Linked DNA regions of Mus musculus: region 1 is linked to region 2. A link is a loop called in an ENCODE intact Hi-C map of the cell type or tissue named here. Cell type or tissue: heart. All regions are shown on one strand. Links, peaks and the distances in the headings refer to the core of each region. The heading gives the core; the rest is flanking DNA. Region 1 overlaps Cdyl (chromodomain protein, Y chromosome-like). Region 2 overlaps Rpp40 (ribonuclease P 40 subunit).

Evidence for each region. Hi-C counts contacts between places; a loop is a spot of excess contacts. Peaks named below come from ENCODE experiments on the same cell type or tissue, not always from the same donor. Only the 100,000 strongest peaks of a DNase experiment are listed, where the experiment ranks them.
Region 1: it touches region 2 in a loop (1.8-fold over the local background); 2 of 42 quality-filtered maps call a loop at or near these places.

What each region holds. Positions count from the first base shown.
Region 1 is chr13:35,813,814-35,818,210 of GRCm38, forward strand. Cdyl (chromodomain protein, Y chromosome-like) reads left to right here. Exons shown (of 10, transcript NM_009881.3): 5 at 2,096-2,762. Among named protein-coding and RNA genes, the nearest start is that of Rpp40, 90 kb to the right of the region's middle. In heart, for the core only: no CTCF peak of the experiment used is centred there; a DNase peak (open chromatin) is centred at 2,408.
Region 2 is chr13:35,899,984-35,904,380 of GRCm38, forward strand. Rpp40 (ribonuclease P 40 subunit) reads right to left here. Exons shown (of 8, transcript NM_145938.4): 3 at 3,705-3,773; 4 at 2,030-2,125; 5 at 1,323-1,448. Among named protein-coding and RNA genes, the nearest start is that of Rpp40, 4.2 kb to the right of the region's middle. In heart, for the core only: no CTCF peak of the experiment used is centred there; no DNase peak of the experiment used is centred there.

The DNA.
Region 1 (4,397 bases), core at 315-4,314, 86 kb before region 2:
CAGAAGACTCTACATTTTTAGGTTTTTTAGGTGTCACTGATTTTTGTTGATTCTACTTTCTTGACTCTGAGAAGAGTTGAGTGGTTGGAAGGTCATGTGACCATGAAGCTTAAAGCATCTGTTCTTTAGCAGTACCCACTGGCTCAGTGTTGCCTTCTTTTAGCATCTCTGAACAGCCCAGCCCTGAATGGTTGAGAAGCCCACACTGTGTCAGGTAACTGCGGAGGCTGATTCCTATACTGTATCTCCTTTGGCAAAGCGGCAGGGTCCTGGGGGCCCAAAGGAGAAAAGCCTGCATTCAGGGAAATGGGAGAGAAAAAGAAGCCGTTCTGTGTCCTCTCACAGTCACCTCGGCTTTAGGGACATGAAATGAGGGAAAGAGGGTGTACTGGTTGAGTGCACGCTTTTGGGGTAGAAATAGATTTAGGGGAGCAAAACAGCATTAAACATAGTTTTCCTTTAAGATGTAATCAGTTTCCCACACACAGTTAAAAACTTTTAAACTACAGCTGCCAGGAGATGGATTTTTGAAAGGCTTCCCAAGAGAAGGAGTGTGTCAGGTCTTTGCAGAGCTCTCCTGTGTTACCAGCTGCACAGAACAGCTCACACCTACCTGACCGCAGTTCTGGATGCAGGAGATCTGTTGGTGGTGAAATCTGCTTCCCACTGAGACAAATCTTTCCGTTCTTAATTCTCCTCACATAGAAGTAATAGTGAATGTTTAAATTGAGGCTGGTCTCCAGTTAAGGGCTTTAATTCTGTCTGTATCTTAAGTAACTGTGTTGGAGAATTTGTCCCTTTTTTTTATTTTTATTGTTTTTAAGGAATAAAAAATCTTTAAGATAAAGATGGGACATTTCCACAAGCTTGTGCTCTTATAGTTAGTCAACAAGCATTATTTGGAGTATTAGAGAAATTGGTACACGCTGGATCTTCTAGCCTGGAATTTTACAAGGAATGTGCTGATGTTCTTGGAAATTGCTGGGCTTAGCCCTTTGTGGCCTTAATTAATAGCTGTTGGCTGATACACAAAGTCACACCTGACCCCTGTGGTCAGTCTGGTGCTTTTTACATTAAGTGTGAGTGTCAACAGTCGATTATAGGTGTTTCTGCAATAACATGTGGGCGTTCTTGTCAAATATTTTCCTTCGTCTGAATTGTCAAGTCTGCGGTCTACACTTAGAATGTCAAATAATAGAATGCATTACAATAATAGATGCAAATTTGATACACAACATGTCAGTCATCACTAAAGGATCAACATCATCTTCTTTCAAAGGTGTTAGCGTTTTTAAAACCAGGATTTGAGGGGAAATGGCCTGACTGTCCTAGAGCATTCCATCCATTAAGAGGAACATGCCTTGTCGGTTGTTTCAAAGTCATTCACTCACACTCCTTTGGTTGAGCAGAAGGCTCTCGCTGTTCCTAGCTTATCGCTTGCTGCTGGTCACCTAAGAGTGGCCAGCACAGGCTTCCAATGGTTGATGCTGCCCCACCTGTGATCGTTAGAACCAACTCAGGCAGAGGCGCCGAGTGTCACAATGAAAAAGCCCTTTTGAATCATAAAGAAACTAGCTACCTCATGCACATCTGCGGATGTATTTTTGGTTTTACAGCTACAAGTGTATTTCTAGTTTATACTGAAAATGAAGATACATTTCTGAAATTCCAGTACTTCTTGTGGTTAAAACACAACTGATGTCTTAAGATAAGGTCCTTCTGTTATAGACCTGGCTGACCTTGAATTGGCAAGTCTTCCTGCTTAGCCCCGACTTTTAGGAGGCTGTATCATTTCTGTTTGTTTTGTTGTACATGTGGCTTAAAAAATGTTTTGACTAATACTAACATCATAAAAATTCATGTTAATGGGATGCCATATAACATTTTGATTTGTGTATACTATTCATACGTTTTGAATATAAAATGTAGGCATGTAGTTTGAGCTCATTGCAAAGGAGTTGCTTGTATGGCAGGTGGCAGTGATGATGTTGGTGGAGGTGGTGATGGTGTTGGCGATGCTAATGAATGTTTCCTTGTTAAACTTGTAGCTTTCTCGAGTAATGAGGTTTGTTTCTAACCTTTCTCTCACACATAGGTGGAAAGTATCGTTGACAAAAGGAAAAACAAGAAAGGGAAGACAGAATATCTGGTGCGGTGGAAAGGCTATGACAGTGAGGATGACACGTGGGAGCCTGAGCAGCACCTGGTGAACTGTGAGGAATACATCCATGACTTCAACCGGCGCCACAACGAGAGGCAAAAGGAAGGTAGCCTGGCTCGTGCCAGCAGAGCCTCCCCCAGCAACGCCCGGAAGCAGATTTCCAGGTCCACCCACAGCACTCTCTCCAAGACCAACTCCAAAGCACTTGTGGTAGGCAAAGATCATGAGTCCAAAAGCAGCCAGCTGTTGGCTGCCAGCCAGAAGTTCAGGAAAAACCCAGCCCCATCTCTTGCAAACCGCAAGAACATGGACCTCGCCAAGTCAGGGATCAAAATTCTCGTGCCTAAGAGCCCCGTTAAGGGCAGGACCTCGGTTGATGGCTTTCAGGGGGAGAGCCCCGAGAAGCTGGACCCTGTGGATCAGGGTGCCGAGGACACTGTAGCCCCAGAGGTGACTGCAGAGAAGCCCACTGGGGCTTTGCTGGGCCCTGGTGCGGAGCGAGCCAGGATGGGGAGCAGGCCCCGAATACATCCACTAGTGCCTCAGGTTTCTGGCCCCGTGACTGCTGCCATGGCCACAGGCTTAGCTGTTAATGGAAAAGGTGAGTGTCCACAGGAGTGTGAAAGGCTTTGTTCACATGCTGGGCAGTGATGCTAGAGGGATCCTCTAGAAGGGTCCTCAAAGCCTGGGGTGGGGGTGGGGTGGGTCCCAGGCCTTTGGGAGGTCTTGATGTTTTTCTTTCTTCAAAGCCCTTGTTACTCATCACAAATCAGCACTGGCTCTTCCTGCACCCATGGCTGTGCCACACTGCACCGCTCTGTACAGGCTCTCTCCCTAAACAGTCTGGTGGTATTTTTATAGCAGGTTTTATGACGCCATCTACATCTCTTACACACAGCTTGGTTAAGAACCTACCTGCGGTTTCTCACATGGCCAGCATGGATTAAAACACCATACCCTTTATTTTGCTTGCCCATGTGAATCAACAGAAATGCTTCCAGTGAAGGGTGTCTCTAGGAGTTTGGTCTGTTTCTCGATGTCACACCTGTCACATCTGTTGCATCTTGTTTGGGAGTAGAAGCTTGCTCAGCCGGGTGCTGTCTGTCACCATCTTCTTGCTTCTCAGTAGCCATGACCTGCCCATCTCCTAAGATGGCCTTCCAGGGGCCTTTCCCCTTTCCTCTTGCTCATCACACTTTAATGCTTGCCTGTTTTTCATACTTCTCTCATTCAGACCCCACTGGCCATGCTGGTCTTTCACAGTCTTGATCCTGTCTTCTTGCCACTGCTAGTTTTAGATTTTATTCTGTATAAGAGACTTCCAGTGAAACCCAGAGCCACATGCTAACCATACAGGGGCTGTATTGAGTCACACTCCCAGCAGCTAACTCTACAGTAGCTTTCCATAGCTCTCCTGCTACCTGCCTTCTGACATCTCCCATCCTTTTCATTCATATAATGGACAGAGTGGTATCCTCTGACCAAGCTAGTGAGCTCACCTCCTTAAGCAGCAGGAACACTTCTGGGTACCCTTGGGCCCCTGCCCCAACCTGTGCGGGCATCATGACAGCATACCCTGAGCTGTGGTTCTCGTCTGCCCCCTGAGCTTCACTTGGATCTCAGGCTCTACCTCCTGAACCCCTTCCCTTCCTGGCCCTCTTACAGTGTGTCCTCACAGCTCGAACCTCATAGATAGTCTATGGGCTTCTTGGGGAGCCACTTAGCCCCACAGGAAAGAATCACATTAGCATTGTTAGCAATCCTGCCGTGGTATGTGCAACAAGTTTTCCTCTTGGCCTTGACCCGTGTATGCTACCTCAGCTAGCTAGTAACTGAAACCTGATGTCTTGCCAGCATTTCCCAGATATACACTAGACACAAGGTCCTGCTGACATTCCATGGCCATGAGGGTCATAGACATTCAGAGGCAGAGAATACTATTAATCATCTGCTAGTGAGCTCTTGTTTCCCAAGTCCAGAGAAAATGAAAGTTTGTAGAAAGAGCCACAGACACAGAAGGAATCAAAACAAATGTCTCCATTCATTTCCTGTGTTCTCCCCATGGTGCCTCTACTAGTTGAGGGGCATCTGTTTCTGTATTGATGACTTTATGGACATAGACAAGCACTAGTACAGTGGCTGGCAAAGGACAGCCTATAAGGCAGATACCACTCACCACCTGGTTTTGTATGGCATGCAAGCTAAGAGTGAGCTTCACTTTTTCCTAATGACAAGA
Region 2 (4,397 bases), core at 216-4,215:
CAACTGGGGCCCAGAGAGAACAAGAAGGCCGAGTGGAGGTGAAATCACTCTGTCTCCTGGAGCTGAGCTGCCTGGCTTCTCCTGCTCCTAGGTACCAGGCTCCAGGTTCTTAGGCCTTTGAGTCCTGAGAGTAACAATATCCGCTTGCCACCAGGGCTTCCTGACTTGTCAACAGCTACCACTGTGAGGAATCAAATCCTTTATTTTTTTGAGCCAGGACTTGCACCCATGACACCTGTGCTGACTTTGCGGGCTCATAGAGAGTGTAAAATCTCAGGAGCATCCTTAGTTTCTCTGGTAGTAATTAGTAGGCTAGGAATAAAAAGCTACAAAGGGCTGGAGAGATGGCTCAGTGGTTAAAGAGGACTGGACTGCTCTTCCAGAGGTCCTGAATTCAATTCCCAGAAACCACATGGTGGCTCACAACCATCTGTAGTGAGATCTGATGCCCTCTACTGGTGTGTCTGAAGACAGTGACAGTGTACTCACATACATTAAATAAATAAATCTTAAAGAACACAACAACAAAACCCACTGCATGAACAGTCCTTGGAGAAGTTACAGAAACATCAGAAAACATCTTCCTCTCTTGCATATGTGCTGTACGCAGGAGGAGGAGAGGCATCGAGCATTATAACGTCTGGACAGAGAGAAGCTCTCTTGGGCTGATGTGTTGAGGAACTTCCCAGGAGGAGATAGATGCAGAGTTCCAAAACGTGCTTTGTTTCCCTCTCCTCCACAGGACATACCACACCACCGTAATTCCCAATGGTCTGGTTCATTACAATCTTGTAATGGGCCAAAGAGATACTTCTAAAAGGAGCAATACACGTGGAAGTTCTAAGCAAATTAATATACTTGATGAACATATAAGCTGGCGCTAAATTTAGTATTACAATCAATTAAAAGTCATAACAAATGCTGTCTGACATTTAATAGTCTTCCTGGGTTACTATCCTGTAATAATGATAAAGATCACACACATATAATTATAATTGATGCTGATTTAAAATTATTCTAGCAAAGGCTCTTTAATGTAAGCAGAGAGGAAGAAGGGGTAGACTACACGTTAGCTATTCTGAAACCACTGTGAAGCTTTCTAGATCTGCAGGAACACCCAAGAAAATTGGGGCAGATTGCTTTAAAACCTACCCTGAGCTGAGGCGCTGAGGACATCTGGAAAGCTAGAGCAGCTCTGTCACAATACCCACACACCTACGTAAGCAATATCCCCTACCACAGCAGTATATCACCACTCGATCCTCCGTTATGCCCAACAGATCCTCAACTCACTGTATCATCATATAATTCACACTTCATACCTGTAGGATGCCAAGCCAAAAGGAAATCAAACTTCAAAGGCTTCTTCTCTTTGAAGGACCAAGATATTCTTCTGTACTTCTTAGAATCCAGGTTAAGGGATAAATCCATTAGGTCAATGGAAATGACTTAAAGTAGAAAGAGGAATACTTGTTTCATTCGAATTATACAGAGCTTACACTGTAGAGAAATGTCTAAAGTTTTGGTAAGTTGGTAAGTTGTACAGATTGTGTTCATCAAAAACATATCCCTCAGCGGGCTATTTCTAGTGTTGAGAGCTGCTAGCTATAGTTGGTTTAAATTCTTTAAGCCCTTCCTAGATCATAGATCAGGTACCTGTGTCTGTGCTAGCCTTAGTTATTGATGTCCACACCAGAGAGTTTCCTCAAAACCAACTCTTCACTTGTGAATTTCCACTGCTAATCACAAAGAATCTGTGTACGAAGCACATCAAGTTGTTCCTCTTCACTGCATACAAGGGGTAGTCCAGTTCTCCAGCCCTTATAAAATGTGGTGTACAGCCAAAGAGGAACAATTTAACAGCACCAACTAATCTAATCCCCCAGGAAGTGCAACCAATAGCTCCTTGAGTCAGGATTTCAAAGATAAGAACCATATTTTTCCGATTAGAGATCAGAGGGAAGGCATTCACGTTTTGTTACAAGAAAACTGACTTGCTAGGCTCCAGTGGAACGCATGTAATACTTACCAAACTTCATACTTTTTCTGCCAGAATACCGAGATGGACGACCTTGAAGTCCGGTTTCTTCGTAAGTATCTTTATCTAGTGATAAAATTAATTTCCCTACAAATCAAACAATAGTTCTTCTAAGAGAGATGTTAAAATATGGCTGGTGTTCTCTAAGAAAGCTAGACATCTGAGCAGTGAAATGTCGGGGATAAGAATACACAAAGAACTTGTCTATAGCACACTGATATTATCTAGCAATGTACCCAACTGGTCTGGAACTTTGCTCTGTAGTTGAGGCTGGGCTCAAACTGGTGGCAATTATCCTGCTTCAACCTTCCAAATACCAGGATGCAGGTGTGAGCCACCAGGCTTGTGGTATTATCTACCATATATACATATATACATATTACAATAGCAAAACTAGAAACAATTAAATTTGTATGAAGGAAAGAATGATCAAACTGTGGTCTGTATAACTTCAAATACTGTCTTTAAATTTTAATTTAGTTTAATTTAAATATGTATTTGTATGCCTGCTTGTAAGTACACCAAGGAGCCTGTGAATGTCAGAAGAGGATGTCGGATCTCCTAGAACTTGAGTCGTGAGCTGCCATGTGGCTGCTGGGAACTGAATTTGGATCCTTAGCAATGACAGGAATCACTCTTAGCTGCTGAGCCATCTCTCCAGCCCCTACTTCAAATATCATCAAAACATTTAAAAGCTCTATGTTAAAGCCAGGCAGAGATGTGCTGGTTCATGTGTGTAATCCTTGCACTTGGAGAGCTGAGGCAAGAGAAATGATAATCTGAGGCCAACCTGGTCTACATGGCAAGATCCTATCTCAAAACAAAACAAAAAGTTCTAAGTCACAACCATCTGCACTGAAGCAGGAACATGTCTATGTTATACCCCTTGGAAAATAAGACTACTGAGAAACAATGTCATATAACCAATGTTAAACATTTGATGCTTACTGGTGCTGGTAAAACACGTCTTTAATCCAAGCACTCATGAGGCAGAGGCAGGTGAATCTTTTAGTTTAAGGCCAGCCTGGTCTACAGAGTGAATTCTAGGACAGCCAAGGTTACATAGAGATACCTTGTCTCAAAAACAAAAACAAACCAAAAAAATGTATGCTTATAAATTCTTGAAAGATAAACATCAAATGGTTCCATCTAAGAAGGAACACAAAGATAGGCTTCATTTTACTGTTTAGAGCTGTATGACTTGACTTTTAAAAAACTATTATTTGCCGGGCGTGGTGGCGCAAGCCTTTAATCCCAGCACTCGGGAGGCAGAGGCAGGCGGATTTCTGAGTTCTAGGCCAGCCTGGTCTATAAAGTGAGTTCCAGGACAGCCAGGGCTATACAGAGAAACCCTGTCACGAAAAAAAACAAAAACAAAAAAATTATTATTTTATTATTTTTATGTATATGGGTGTTTTATCCTCATGTTATGTCTGTGCACATGGATGTGTCTGGTGCCTATGGAGGTCAGAACAGGGCACTGGACTCACTCAAACTGGAGTTACAGATAGCTGTAAGCTACCAAGTGGGACTGAACTTTGGTCTTCTGGAAGAGCAGTCAGTGCTCTTAACTGCTGAGCCATTTCTCTAGCCTACTTTTTTTTTTTTAAGCAGTGCTATTTCTTTTCTAATAAAGAAAGGAAGAAAAAAAAATGAATGCTGTCACCATTTGGTAGGAGAGCAACAGTATTATCCTCATCAATACTTGTATTGTATGTTAATGCAGAGAATGAACCTGTAAGAAAAATCAAGAAAAGTAATTAAGTAACTAAAGTAGCACAACATTTGTTTATGAATGGTTTTCACGTGACAACGAATCTTCCAGGTAGGTAACAGGCAGCATCTACTACAGCTCTAACTCATTCAATAAACCCACTACACCCCAGAGATACACTGGAACATATACATGCAAGGCTCCAGCTAGACCACCCCAGGACTCAGGCCACATTCAGGGGCTTTTTGTGCAAGTTTCCTATCAACAGGTTGAGAATGGGCTCAGAACAGAACCTGTAATCTTGGGGATCCTAGCAGAAAGGTGCACATTAAAGAGGCAAGAGGACAAAACACTGATGCAAGGATCAAAGTTAATATTCAGAAACTATTTGAGAAAGTTAATATTCAAAAGCTACTTAACCTTCATCTAAAGGGATTCCACCTACTTCCCTGAGTTATTGCAAGGGCTAATTAAATTTGGTAAGATATTTAGCTGCCACCTAAAGAGGACACAGGAAAGAAAACGACAATATGGCCGGGTGGAGAAGTGATACACGCAGCTGATCACATGATCTAACTTCCATGGGCCCTTTTAAAGACAAGGGAAGGACCCCAATATTTTGCTGCGATCTTCCGATAGCTCTTC